Regions from separate parts of the Homo sapiens genome. Here region 2 is linked to region 1. A link is a loop called in an ENCODE intact Hi-C map of the cell type or tissue named here. Cell type or tissue: IMR-90. All regions are shown on one strand. Each heading gives the region's core, and the rest is flanking DNA. Links, peaks and the distances in the headings are about the cores only. Region 1 overlaps MTR (5-methyltetrahydrofolate-homocysteine methyltransferase). Region 2 overlaps HEATR1 (HEAT repeat containing 1).

The links. A loop is a pair of places that touch in the nucleus more often than their neighbours do. Peaks named below come from ENCODE experiments on the same cell type or tissue, not always from the same donor. Only the 100,000 strongest peaks of a DNase experiment are listed, where the experiment ranks them.
Region 2: a loop joins it to region 1, with 2.1 times the contacts of the local background. A loop is called at or near these places in 4 of 110 quality-filtered maps.

Annotation. Positions count from the first base shown.
Region 1 is chr1:236,820,830-236,828,212 of GRCh38, forward strand. It overlaps MTR (5-methyltetrahydrofolate-homocysteine methyltransferase), which reads left to right. Exons shown (of 33, transcript NM_000254.3): 9 at 3,290-3,390; 10 at 4,509-4,570; 11 at 6,000-6,067. Among named protein-coding and RNA genes, the nearest start is that of MTR, 29 kb to the left of the region's middle. In IMR-90, for the core only: no CTCF peak of the experiment used is centred there; no DNase peak of the experiment used is centred there.
Region 2 is chr1:236,591,497-236,598,879 of GRCh38, forward strand. It overlaps HEATR1 (HEAT repeat containing 1), which reads right to left. Exons shown (of 45, transcript NM_018072.6): 5 at 6,382-6,483; 6 at 5,340-5,480; 7 at 4,337-4,548; 8 at 4,044-4,177; 9 at 2,516-2,618; 10 at 1,027-1,137; 11 at 497-614. Among named protein-coding and RNA genes, the nearest start is that of HEATR1, 9.3 kb to the right of the region's middle. RefSeq lists a silencer at 7,279-7,383. In IMR-90, for the core only: no CTCF peak of the experiment used is centred there; no DNase peak of the experiment used is centred there.

The sequences.
Region 1 (7,383 bases), core at 3,183-5,682:
TTCAGATTTTAGCCATTCTAATAGGTGTATAGTGGTATCTTGTTGTATTTGCAATTCCTTAAAAACATGATAATTTTGAGCATCTTTTCATATGCTTACTTGCTATCTGTATATCTTCTTTGGTGAGGAGGCTGGTCAGCTCTTTAGACAGTTTTTAAAATTGCGTTTGTTGTTGAATTTTAAGAATTCTTTGTATATTTTGGATGCAAGTCTGTCATATTCTACTTTCTATCGCTATAACAGAATACCTGAGATGGTAATTTATAAAGAAAAGAGATTTATTTAGCTCACAGTTCTGGAGGCGGGGAACTTCAAGATTGAGTAGCCACATCTGGCAAGGGCCTTGTGCTGCTTCGTAGCATGGCAGAAAAGTGAAAGGGCACGTTAGCATGTGTGAAAGAGAGGGGACAAGAGACTGTTTTGCTTTATAACGACCCGTTCTTGAAAGAACTAATTTATTCCCTTGAGAACTAATTCAGTCTCCAGGGAACTAACACAGTCTCTGGAGAAAGACAGTAATCCATCTTAATGATCTGATCATCTGTAAAGGCCCCACCTTCCAACGCTGTTTCATTGGCATTTAAATTTCAACATGAATTTTGGCATGGACAAACCACATCCAAGCTATAGCAAATCCTTTATCAGATAATGTGTTTTGCAAATATTTTCTCCCAGCCTGTGGTTTGTCTTCTCATGTACTTAATACTGTCTTTTGCTGAACAGTTTTAAATCTTAGTGAAGTTCTAGTTACCAGTTTTTTTTCTTTCATGGACCCTGCCTTTGTTGTTTTACCTAAAAACTCATTGCCAAACCCACGATCATCTAAATTTTTTCTGTGTTATTTACAAAATTTTAATCGTTTTGCAATTTATATATAGGTCTGTGTTCCATTTTGAGTTAGTTTTTGTGAAAGATGTAATGTCTGTCTAAATTAACTTTTTCAAATGCAGATGCCCAGTTGTTCCAGCACCATTTATTGGAAAGAATATCTGTTCTCCATTGGATTGCCTGTGTTTCTGTCAAAGATTAGTTGAATGTATTTGTGTGGTTCTATTTCTGGACTCTATTCTGTTTCATTAATCTATTTGTCTCTTCTTACACCAATTCCACATTGTCTTGATTGCTTTAGCTTTTTAGTAAGTCTTGGAGTTGGGTAGGTCAGTCCTTCAACTTTTGTTTTTTCTCTCATTATTGTGTTGGCTGTTCTGGGTCTTTTGTCTCGCCATATAAACTTTAGAATCAGTTCGTTGATATTCACAAAGTAACTGCTGGGATTTTCATTGGGATTCTGTTGAATATAGATCAAGGGTGAGAAATGATATCTTAACAATATTGTCTTCCTCTTCATAAACTTGAAATATGTTTTCATTTATTTAGATCCACTTTGATATCTTAAATTGGAATTTTATAGTTTTTTTCATATAGATCCAAATATTTCATTTGTTTTGGTGCTAGTGTAAATGGTTTTGTGGGGTTTTTTTTGTTTTTTTTTTTTTTTGAGACAGCATCTTGCTGTGTCACTCAGGCTGGAGTGCTGTGGTATGATCATGGCTCACTGCAGCCTCAACCTCCCAGGCTTAATTGATCCTTCTACCTCAGCCTCCTAAGTAGCTGGGACTACAGGTGTGCGCCACCATGCCTGGTTAATTTTTTTATTTTTTGCAGAGGTAGGGTTTTACTGTGTTGCTCAGGTTGGTCTCAAACTCCTGGGCTCAGGTGATCCACCTGCCTTGGCCTCCCAAAATGCTGAGATTACAGGCATGAGCCACTGTGCCTGTCCTGTGTTTTTAATTTCAAATTTTGATTGCTCATATCTGGTATATAAGTAAACAATTGAGTTTTGTATAGTTACCTTGTATTTTGAAACCTTGGTATAATTGCTTGTTAGTTCAAGGAGTTTTTAGTGATTCTCTGGGATTTTCTACATAAACAATCATGTCATTTGTGAAGAAAGACAGTTTTATTTCTTCCTTTCCAATCCGTATGTGTACCTTTTACTTTCTATCTTTTCTTATTGCATAGGGACTTCAAATACAATATTGAATAAGAGATGAGAGTGGATATCCTTGCCTTGTTCCTCATCTTAGCATTAAAGCATCTAGTTTCACATGATTAAGCATGATACTAGCTGGAAGTTTTTTGTAGATACTCTTTATCAAGTCAAGGAAATTTCCCCCTATTCCTAGTTTGCTGAATTTTTTTAATGAATGAGTATTGGATGTTTGTTAAATAAACTTAATTTTGGAATCATTTCAGATTTGCAGAAGAGTTGCAAAGATAGTGCAGAGAATTTCTATATATTCTAGTTTTCATGTTAACATAATGCATGACTATGGTACTTTTGTAAAAACTAAGAGTATATTACTATAGGTTGAGTATCCCTCATCTGAAATGCTTGGGACCAGAAGTGTTTTTGGATTGCAGAGTTTTTCGAATTCTGGAATATTTGTACTATACTTACAGTTTAGCATCCTTAATCTGAAATCTAATATGGTCCAGTGAACATTTCTTTTGTGGGTCATGTCAGTTCTCAAAAAGTTTCATATTTTGAAGTATTTTGGATTTCCAGTTTTCAGATTAGGGATATTTAACCTATATTAACTAAACTGCAGACTTTATTCAGATTTCAAGGATTTTCCACTGATAATCTGTTTTCTATTCAAGGATCCAGTCTAGGATGCCACATTGCACTTAGGAATCACAGTAAAAGGAAAAAAGTAAAATGTGATAACATTAGAGATCACATAGTCTAGTAGCTTCATAGTTGGTTCATAAATTCTGGAAGACCTCAGGCCCACCACCCACTGACAACCTTATAGGGTAGCAGGGACTCTGCCTGTGGGGTAGAGCATAAGTCCTGGTCTGGTCTCGTGGACTTCAAGAGTGGCTTCTTGCCACCATTCTGTGTTCTTTCTGCCTCCAAGATTTCCTTTTCCTTTCTTTTAAATTTTGCTTTCAGGTCAGATCTTTTTTTTTTTTTTTTTTTTTTTTTTTTTTTTTAGCAGTGTTAGTTTGCTGACATTTCTGTACCATAGAATACCATGTGAACTGATTTGAGGAGTCCACCCACAGGCAGCGTCTTTCAGCTGTAGGATTATCTGAATGGCAAAAATCTTTAGTGCTGCAGGGGACCTCAGTGAGATGGCTTTGATGGTAGTTGAATAAAAGTGCTTTGAATGAGGAGATTTATTATCCACTTGGTTTTAGATATATTGTCTCCATATATAACTTATATGCATAAATATGAATGAGAGATGATGCTTTTAATATGTTTTTTCTGTTTTTCTAGCATTGGATTAAATTGTGCTTTGGGTGCAGCTGAAATGAGACCTTTTATTGAAATAATTGGAAAATGTACAACAGCCTATGTCCTCTGTTATCCCAATGCAGGTGTGTGTTTCAAGGGGGTCACACATGGGGAGATAAAAATAACATAAGACATGGCATAGATGAGGTAAGAGATCTTGAATAAAAGATCTTGTTTTGCCGGTGTTGGTATAGTTGACACTTAATAAATGAAGAGTGTCTGGGTGCAGTGTTTCCCTGTAGACCTGAGGGAAGTTCGGCTCACCCTGAAGCTTCAGAATAGTACAGAACTTCCGGAAATGAGCTTAGTCACATAACTGACCAGAGCTTTGCCTTTGGTGACAGCACAAGCCTGGTGGACGTGACCAGAAAGATGGGTGTAAGGAAGAGAAGAGAGACCCCTTTCTCTGGTCCACTCTGTTAGTAGAAGAGCAAAAGAAGAATCTTGTGTGGTGTTACCTTTTTCTTCTCTGAAAGCTTGGACTTGCAGTTCATTATATGGAAATGTTTTGAAGATATTTGTAGACAGTTCTCAAACTGTCCCATTAAATATTGGTAATTTGTTCAGGGTTAACCAGATATCCCTGTGAATGTATTTGAGCACTGCTTAGCTACTTAGAGCAAAAAGTCATTTTCCAGCCTCTTTTCTCCAAATGTGTCATTTTAATGCACAATAAATTTTATTTCCCACCAGGAGTAAGATAACTGGAAGCAGATAATAAATAAAACAAGAAACTGGATTGTTATAAGCTGAAGTCTTACTTGGGAAAATTTATTTGAAAGGAGACTGGTTGATTTTTGTTTGTTTTTAATGGCATGTTAGTTGCGCATTAGTTCAAAGGTTATGTAGTATTCCTTCCACCCCCACCCCCAAGCGGCTATGTAACAAGAATGAATGAATTTCCCTTATGGGAAGGGGTGGGGTTGGGGGTATTCTGTTCTGCCTAACAGTGAATATTTTCTTTCAAACGGAAAAGAAATAATGGAGTTCATTTTCCTCTGTGATTTTTTTTTTTTTTTTTTAGTTTTTTGGGGGGTGTGGTATCTCTTTGTTTACTGTGTGAATATTATGTGTTTGTTTTTGCAAGTAGTCACCATTTAATATAAATATAAAATTATATAGTTATTAACATAAAGTCTTTAAAAATACAGTGTATATTTTTAAGGCAATTTGCAATAATGGTTGAATTATCCTTTCTCAGGTCTTCCCAACACCTTTGGTGACTATGATGAAACGCCTTCTATGATGGCCAAGCACCTAAAGGTCAGGGGTCCCCCTTTCACTGGCTTTTTAAGAGAGACAGAAAGATTGAATTTTAGATTTAGAGTATTTAGAAGGAGAATTTTCCCTGAAGAAATCCCAATGTACATATAACAAAGAAAAGTTTAGCTATCCCAAATTAAGGTACTAGAGGCACAGGGGAGGGCTAACTGTCAGCATCCTTATCCTCAGCTGGCACTAGTGGCTGCTGGAAAATTCTCGTTGAGGTCCACTCCAAACTAATTGAGACTTGGCTCTCCTCTGAGATGTTGCTTCCCCTGCAGCCTTCCCAAATTGTAGCTTTCTGCCCTCACACCCCTCAGACTGCTGGGTGGAGTAGATGTCCCCCTGGCCGCCCATTGTCACCTCCATGATTCTCGCTGTCTGTCATACACTGGCCATTGTTAAATCCTAGGTCATGAGACCATACTATCCACTGCTGCTTCTTATTGCACTTAGCTACTAATCCCTGGGTCTCTTTCCCCTTATTCCTTGAATTTTTAGCTTCTGTTTCACTGACATTCTCTCTTAGGCTATTTCTGACTTACTTCTTATGATTTCATTATCTTTGTAGACAATCTTTCCAATACTCTTGACTTCTCAGCTCCTTGACTTTGTCTCTTAGTTATGGTGTTCTTTATTCAGTAGCCTATGGTTAAACTCTAGTCTCATGCTGTCCCATATGTAGCCACTACCATATGGTTTTTGGAGCCCTTGAATTGTGGCCAGTGTGACAGAGGAACTGAATTGTTATTTAAACATTTTTTCAATTAATGTAAATTTAAAAATCAATACTCTATTTTGTGTTATTTGAAAATGTGTTATCCAACTCATATTCATTCAGCTCAGCATGTGGGTAAAAAAGTCATTAGATAGGCAAATCTCCCACTGAACTTTATTTTTTGTGTTTATTTTTTTGAGACAGGGTCTTGCTGTGTTGCTCAGGCTGAAGTTCAGTGGTGTGATCATAGCTTACTGTAGCTTTGAACTCCTGGGCTCAAGCGATCCTCCCACCTAGCCTCCTGAGTAGCTGGGACTATAAACACATGCCACCATGCCCAGCTAATTTTTAAATTTTTTGTAGAGATGAGGTCTTGCTATATTGCCCAGGCTGGTCTCAAATTCCTGGCCTCAAGTGATCCTCCTGCCTTTGCCTCCCAAAGTGCTGAGATTATAGGTGTGAGCCACCATACCCAGCCTCTCACTGCATTTTAAATGGTATAAAGGATTTCACAGCATCTGAACTATTCTTTGCTTTTATCCTATGTCTAGGGCATGTGATATCTTTGTATCTAGAGTTAAGTATGTTTGACTCTCTTTTTAGTATAGTCTTAGTTATTCAGGAAGTATAGACGGCTTTTATGTTGAATTGGTGGTAATGAGTTTAGAATTCAAGTGAACTTGCTGAAACTTTGTCTCTTCCTAAATGCAGGATTTTGCTATGGATGGCTTGGTCAATATAGTTGGAGGATGCTGTGGGTCAACACCAGATCATATCAGGTAATAATCACCTATAGACAATATATCTAAAACCAAGTGGATAATCAGGTAATAATCTAAATATGTACTTTTTGTTATGGGCTGAATTGTGTCCTTCCAAAATTTGTATGTTGAAGTTCTAACCCCTACTGTTTCAGAATGTGGGCTGTATTTGGAGATGAGGCCTTTAAAGAGGCGACTAAGGTAAAATGTCATACAGGTGTACCTAATCCAACATGATTGGTGTCCTTTTAAGAGCAGGACACAAATGCGCACACAGAGGCAAGCAAGACCGTGTCAAGACACAGGGAAGAATAGCTATCTACAAGACATGAAAGAGGCCTTAAAAGAAACTAACCCTGCCTGACGCCTTCAACTCAGACTTCTGTCCTCCAGATTGTGAGAAAATACATTTCTGTTATTTAAGCCACCCAATCTTTGGCACTTTGTTATGGCAGCCCTTCCTAACAAGCTCATACACCTTTATATTATGAAACATTTTAGAGAAATAATAAAATGGACCTCTATATGCCTGTCACATGGTTGCCATAATTTTCAATGTTTTTCCATTCTTATTTCATCTATCCCTCAACTTTTCCCCCTGGATTATGTAAAGTAAATCCCAGATATTATGATATTCTATCCTTAAATACCTGAGTAATATTTGAATGCTCAAAGAGGACAGCTCATATTTATTGTGGGCAAATACAGGCCTCCATTAGATTCTCTCATGGAGGGAAAAGACGATAAGACAACAGGTATCTTGAGGTCAGGAGAAGTGTCTTCACATTGCCTGGTACACAGTGGTTGCTTAATTCATGTTTTCAAGTGTGCATATGAAGGAAGGGAGCGAAACAAGCATGACCATGTGTTTAATTCCTTAGAGTTTTATAGCTTATAGGAAGATTGGAATTCAGTGAAATGGAACATTGTTTAGGACTGTTTATATTTGTTTTTTCCCTGGAGTGACTGATGATCATATTTCCAGCCAGTCATCTCACTGTTCCAAGTCTGTTTTCATGTGTGTCATATGTTCACTCTACTGAGTTACCTTGTAGTTCACTGCTTTTGTTGACTGATGTGATAGACTCTTAGTAAATAATATATATATATATTTTTTGGGATGGAGTCTTGCTCTGTTGCCCAGGCTGGAGTGCAGTGGTGCGATCTCGGCTCACTGCAAGCTCCACCTCCCAGGTTCACGCCATTCTCCTGCCTCAGCCTCCTGAGTAGCTGGGACTACAGGTGCCTGCCACCATGCCCGGCTAATTTTTTGTATTTTTAGTAGAGACGGGGTTTCACCTCGTTAGCCAGGATGGTCTTGGTCTCCTGACCTC
Region 2 (7,383 bases), core at 2,422-4,921, 230 kb before region 1:
CTAAATATAAGAACTCCTGCTTAAATGTCTAACCTCTAGTATAAAGCTTTAGGCTTGAATCACCAGAAAATTTCTCAAGTTTTAATGTGATCATGAAATAGAACCCATCTCCCCCTTGCTAATCAATAATATAAATAGCCATCTGTGGCTGGTACACTGGAAAGCATAGACCTAGATGAAAGACAGAGAATGCTAGAAACCTACATGAGGCCGTCCTCTGATGATTCTTAATGAATATCCCATACAAAATTCTCAAACAATACTTTTCCTGAAATAAGTATCACGTTCATAGTTATGTACAAATTATTGTACCTTTCTCCAATTATTCTATTCCTGCCTCAGAGCCGTACTTCAGGCAACTAGGCAAACTGTAGAAGGTTATCTCTGTAAAATTTTCCACACAAGGGAAAAAAGTGGCAAATTTCCTTCTGGAGCTCTTCACATACCCATACAAATGTACCCCAAATTGTCATAATTCCTTTGGAGAACAACATACCTGATACTTTCCTCCACTTGTAGAAAGAGAAACAAACTGATGGAAAAGCTCTTGTTTTTTCAGATCTGCAATTTCCTTTAAGTGTTCCTCTAATACAACATCTAATGTTCTGGGGTATCTGGGAAGCAATTAAAAAGTGAATTCATTATTCTTAATAAATTTATTAATCTCATACACCATACACATATAAAGGAAAGACATAAAATCTTAAAAATTACTGAGACTGTGACTTAAATTTTAACAAATGTTGTAGGTAAAACCAAATGACATTGGTCAAGTGTGTTACTATGACTACTCCAATAACAAAATAGTCTCTCTATAAAAAATTATACTCTCCATAGCCCCCACACAACCACTATTTCCTCTTATATTTCAAATATTTTTGATTCCGATACTCGCCCCTTCTTGAAGAACAAATTTAAAAAGGACAGTCTCTGTACAATTCAGTATATTAAGATGTGACTTGTGAATCATATCTTTATAGAACAGGAAGTACTTTAGAAGAGCATAAACATACACACGTAACTTACTTGCTTTCTAAAAGCCTAATGAGTGGAAGAAATTGTTCATTAAGCAAAGACACTTTATTAGAATCCATTTCTTCCTGTGAACTATATGAAATATACTCTTCAAATAGAAGGCTGTAAAAAAAAAAACAGAAATATCAGCATACATAAGAGTTACTATTTATTGAGTACCTACTATATTCTAAGTGCTTTAGAAATATTATCTCTAATTGTCATACTTATACAAGGTATAGTTTAATACTTATTTTACAGATAAAGAAACTAGAGGCCTGGTGTAGTGGTTCACACCACTGGCATTATAATCCCAGCACTTTCGGAGGCCGGGGCAGGAGAACTGCTTAAGGTCAGGAGTTCGAGACCTGTCTGAACAACATAGTAAGACTACATTGCTATTTTAAATGGTGCTGGCTCACGCCTGTAATCCCAGTACTTTGGGAGGCCAAGGTGGGCGGATCACCTGAGGACAGGAGTTCGAGATCAGCCTGACCAACATGGTGAAACCTTGTCTCTACTAAATATACAAAATTAGCTGGGCATGGTGGCACATGCCTGTAATCCCAGCTACCAGGGAGGCTGAGGCAGGAGAATCGCTTGAACCTGGGAGGCGGAGGTTGCAGTGAGCCGAGATTGTGCCATTGCACTCCAGCCTGGGCAATAAGAGCGAAACTCCATCTTAAAGAAAAAAAAAAAAGGAAAAGAAACTAGAGTGTAAGTCTTCCAATTTGCTCATGAGAACAGCAATAAAAGGCAACATTCAGTAAGCCCTTCTGTGCCACAGAGTGGGGTTTCACATTTTAAGCCCCAGTCTGATTCTAGAGCCTATGTTCTCAACATTACTACACGTGTATACTCTCCTTTAATTCACAAACCAACCCTCTGAGCAAAGGGGCATGAATGATGCACACCAACACACAGGCACTCTCTTGATCCTACAAAATGGCAAAGCTACATCCAGACTAACCTCCAAAACTTACTATAGCCCTGGAAGTGGTAGGCGCAGAATTTACACCTATGTCTGACCACAACGCCTACATCTTTTCACTGTATCGAGTTGCCCATTAAGAGAAAAAAAAAAAAAAAAAAAAAAAGACTGAATTATCTTTAAAGAAATAATCCTTACTCTATGCTTACCTTCAATATTGTTTCTAAATGACATTTACTGCGTTTTAATTGTGATGTGTTATTTCAGATATTATGGTCCATTTACTAAGAGAAAACTTCAAACGGCCACAAACTGCATTTAGTTATTACCCAAATTTGTCTTAACCACTAACTTTCCATTTTCATCTATAAGCACTAAAGACATGCAAGAAAAATTACTTTTGCTTTTAATGCTGCCAGTTACTGGATTAAGTACTTATAGTTAATGAAATGATACAGACAAAACAAGATATACATTAAAAAGGAATGCTGGGAAATTTCTAACCAATCTTGAAAATTATACTGAGTCACAAAAATGTAAATCAAAAGCATGTCAAAAATAATAGCTTACCTAGCCAACAAATGGTCTAAGTTGTTCTTCAGTGATATTTTTGTAAGTATAGCTTCTAAGTGTCTCTTGTAGATTTGACCATCCATTCCTTCAGTTTCTTCTCCTTAATATGTAAAAATTAAAATTGTGTTGGGAAAAATTTATTTTGCAAGCTAACATTATTAAATTCACTTATAGCAGAAAATCGTTCTCAGAATAAAACACACACACTGATATCCAGCTTTTTATCTATTTGCACAAGTGCATTCCACTTATTTAGTCATTTATATTTTTTAAAGCTCTTTTGTATAGATCACCTTCATTTTTCTTTTATCTAAAATTCTCTATTTTTAACAAGTACTATCATGCTTATAACAATAACAAAACAAAAGTCCAAAATTAGTCTTTCCCCAGGTCACATTACAAATTAGTTGTGATGGTGCCAATCAACTATCTCTGAAAAGAGGTTAAACTTTTATCTCAGTACCCACCCCCTTACTGAACCAAAAGCTGTCATCTATTTCAGATTTATAATAAACATATGAATCTGATCTTAGCCCTTGCTTTCAAAGACTGGGACATTACTCATTACCTTCAGAATAGGAAGAATACATTTTCATTTTGCTAGTCACTTTTCTAAAATGCATGTTCAAACCAAGATTTGGTTACAAAAACCTCATTTTTCAGTAGACTGACATAAGTTTAGAGAAGTCTTTCTTAGTATTCTCCAAGTAGCAACAGAACCAAATGTTTCTTCCTAGCCTTTCTGTATTTATTAAAAGACATAATGCAAATAATCACTTTCTAATTATTATTATTATTTTTGAGATAGGGTCTCACTCTGTCGCCCAGGCTGAACTGCAGTGGCACAAACACAGTTCCCTGTAGCCTCGAACTCCCTGGACTCAGGTGATCCTCCCACCTCAGTCTCCCGAGCAGCTGGGACCACAGTTGCATGTCACCATGCCCGGTTAATTTTTGTATATTTTTGTAGAGACGGGGTTTTGCCATGATCTGCCCATCTCAGTTTCTCAAAGTGCTAGAATTATAGGTTTGAGCCACCTGGCCCTCTAATTATTACTTTTTGCTTTTTGCTTTGTTTCATAATTTGGATTTTTATGTATAAAAATTTTCTTGGTCTTATATTTTTAATTACTCTAGGGAAAAAACTTTTTTGGCAACTGGATGAGATATTCATTATAAATGAATCACTAAAGTTCATTAAATACCTAAATGAGAAGGCAAAGGTTTACTCAGTAATAAATTTTAAAAGTATTCCAGTCTTTTTCATGTAGAGACTATTTAAGTATTTAAGAACACAGATCTTAAAAAAAGTAAAATTCTAAGAAATTACTCAATTAACAATGATCTTTCTTCAACCAACCTGCTCCCCACCCCAGATGTTTCTCACTTAAGAAATAGACAAGTTACACAAGAACAACTGGAAAACAGAAATTTTAAATATTTTGAAGCTGTTAACCAGGATATGGTTACTATTTTAAGATCAAATCTTAGAAAATTTCTGGACAAAAAATATAAAACCACACACCTGTAACATGATGAATGATGGAGACGACCAGATGGGGAAGCATGTAATGCAGAAGAGGACTGACATCGTAAGTTTCAGAAATCCCATGAAGTATTGTAATAAGATCAGGAACATTACATAAGTGAGGGAATGGCCTTTGAAGAAGCAAAAGTACATATCGTGTTGACTTTACAAGTTAGACAATGAGTAACAATATAAGAAAATATATAATCACTTATCTTACAAAAAAAAATTATTCAAAATAATTTTATTCACCTCTGACTAGCACCATTTCTCAATTCAATTGTACATACTTTTTCCCAAGGCTCTCTGGCTTCTGTCTCTGCAGGAGCACTATCAAGCAACTTAACCCATCCTTGATCAAAGAGGGAATCTTGGTCAATGTTTTGATGATCTGTGATGCCAATGAATTCACAAAGGTATTTTCCATGGTCACTTTCACAGAAATCTGACATATTATCATGTATGTTGCAGCTCTGTAATCTGGTAAAGATGATTTCAATCCCTAAATATTTTTTAAATATAAGGAAAAATGATAAACCATATTATTTTCTGCTACTTTAAATGTTAATCTGACAAATTAGAAATGTCATAGAGATTAATACAACCTAATGCATAGTCAATCACTCTTCAGACATAAACAATAAAGGAGCTGACCCCTTTTTCAGAGTGGATACAGAGATGAGACAAGTCTGTTGAACGAGACAAAGGATCTCAGAAAATTTCCCAACTCAAACATCTACCACATGTCCTGACAGGAGCCAGTAAGCTCTTCTTTTATACATAAAATCCTACTTATAGTAGGGAGACCTCAATCAGATCACTAATGGAAGAAACAAGTCTGATGAAAGGTCACAAGTTGGGACACTGGTGGGAAGTGAAAGCAGTACCTCCACAGGGCACCTGGGAAGGCAGCAGGCAAGAAGGCACTTGGGAAGGAGAAACGCTGAGAGGCAGGAGCCAGTGCACAAAGAATACTGAGAGGTTGCTTACGCCTCAAAGAGACTGTCTGCTCCGTCCTCCTTCCAGTGAGGTACAAAGACTGCTATGGAAATCAATCTAGGAGATGGCCGCAGGACCAGACAGCCAATATTTATTCTTAAGAGTCCTAATTAAGGTCCCAGGCCAGTGAGTTTCTAATAAAAAAGTGTCATATTTTCAACCTAAAGGCTAAATCTCAGCTATCATCTGAAATAAACTGTCAATTTAAAAACACTTAAATCTAAAAAAACTTTCGAAAGCAAGAAAATTCCTTTAAGTACAAAATAATCTACTTAACACATCAGCAGTGCCAACCTTTTGGATATAGGGAAATAGTTTGGCGATGATATTGTCTGATACGTCCTCTGCAGCTACCAGCGCCGACACTATGGTAGAAGCATAGAAAGCCAAGAGCACCCTCAACTGAGCTGAGCTGCCCGGGTACTCAGCAAAAACCTGAAACAAGGAACACAAACAAAACACATTTAACAGTGAAAGGGAGGTAGAAGGATTGCTTGAGGCCAGGAGTTCAAGGCTGAGATTTCAATGAACTATGATGGCACCACTGTACTCTAGCCTGGGCGACAAAGCAAGTCCATGTCTCCAAAAAAAAAAAAAGTGAAAGGCCAAATAAATATTTACAGCTCTCCTGAATTACCATATGCAACAATGAATACACAATGTGACAACAATTAACTGCCTAATGATATTCCTAACATTTTTATTTAAAAAAAAATTTTTTTTTTTTTTTTTTGAGATGGAGTCTCTGTCGCCCAGGTTGCAGTACAGTGGCATGATCTTGGGTCACTGCAACCTCCGCCTCCCAGGTTCAAGCGATTTTCCTGCCTCAGCCTCCCGAGCAGCTGGAATTACAGGCATGCCCCACCATGCCCAGTTTATTTTCGTATTTTTAGTAGAGACGGTGTTTCACCATGTTGGCCAGGCTGGTCTCAAACTCCTGACTTCAAGTGATCCGCCTGCCTTGGCCTCCCAAAGTGTTGGGATTACAGGCGTGAGCCACCGCACCTGGCCTTAAAATTTTTTAAACAGCTTTCCCAGGTTGAATATTCCCGACATTTCTAGACACTCTCTTTGAATAGTCACTGTAACTAGAATCTGGCAAGGAATAGACATTTATTTTTGTAGAAAAACACCTTTGGTGATAAAAGACTGATTCTTAAAAAAAAAAAAAAAGATACGGACTCTCAAACTGCTCCTGCTTCAAAACACCAGACCATTTAACAAAATAAATTTATCCAAAGTATCATTGTTATTAGGGAATGTTTTAGTATGTTTTCTTCATTCAAAGCAAGCAATCTTTTCATAAAATTATATACTCATGAAACAGACTGCTCACCTTCACAGATTTTGTCACCAAACTGCAAATGAAATCCATGAATCCAAGATCTTTGTAGCAGTGGGTAATCAAAGTTCCTTTAGCTAACGGCACTCCAGATTGCTGTTATTGATGGAAAGAACAAACTACTAGCAACATTCATCAACTGATCCTTATTTTAAAGCATTTACCCTAGTAATGTCTTCATACTGCTACAATTCATAAATAAAAAATATAATCTCTCCTTATAACTGGTGGTGGTGATGAAATTAACACATAAAATCATGTAAACTTAGAAATTCAAAAGAGAAGGTCAGCAATGAGGGCAGAGGTATTTAGTGAAAGATGTTTGCTTATCGTATGTCACATTTTGAAAGGTATTTATCAAAATCTGGATTCTCTAGATTCTTAGTAACTTTACTGGTTCGATTTGGTTTCTGAGCCACTATGATACGCTTCTGTCATTGCTTTACAATAACACTAAGAACAGAAATAGACTAGGAAACTGCACAACTTATACCACTATTCCCACCATCTAGCGTTGTACATGGTATGTAATAGATGCTCCATAAATACTGATTAAATAAATGAAAGGAGAATTTTAAGTGAACTTTAGTAGGTGAGTGGAGTTTGGCTACCTGCAATAAGAGTGCCTAGGGAGCAGCAAGATCCAAGGTAGATTAGAGGAAGAATAATTTTGATGCTATGGGCAGAGTGAATGTTGGGAAGAGCAGTTAATGAGCTTTATCAAAGGCTGGCCTTCTCCAACATTCTTTAGTTCAAGTGCTTTACGTTCAGATTCTTAAATTCTCCTTCTAATTAAAAAGTCCTCATTACTCCTATCTTACTAATTCTGAACACTGACCCCACTACCATCATCAGCCTAATGTGCACAGCCTCGTGATCTGTTAGCTTACCTTCATCCCCATTTGCCTCCCCCCCTACCCTGGATCACCATGCCCAACATGCAGTCAAGTTCCTGCTAACAACATACATCTACTTTCCTCCACCATATGTTGCAAA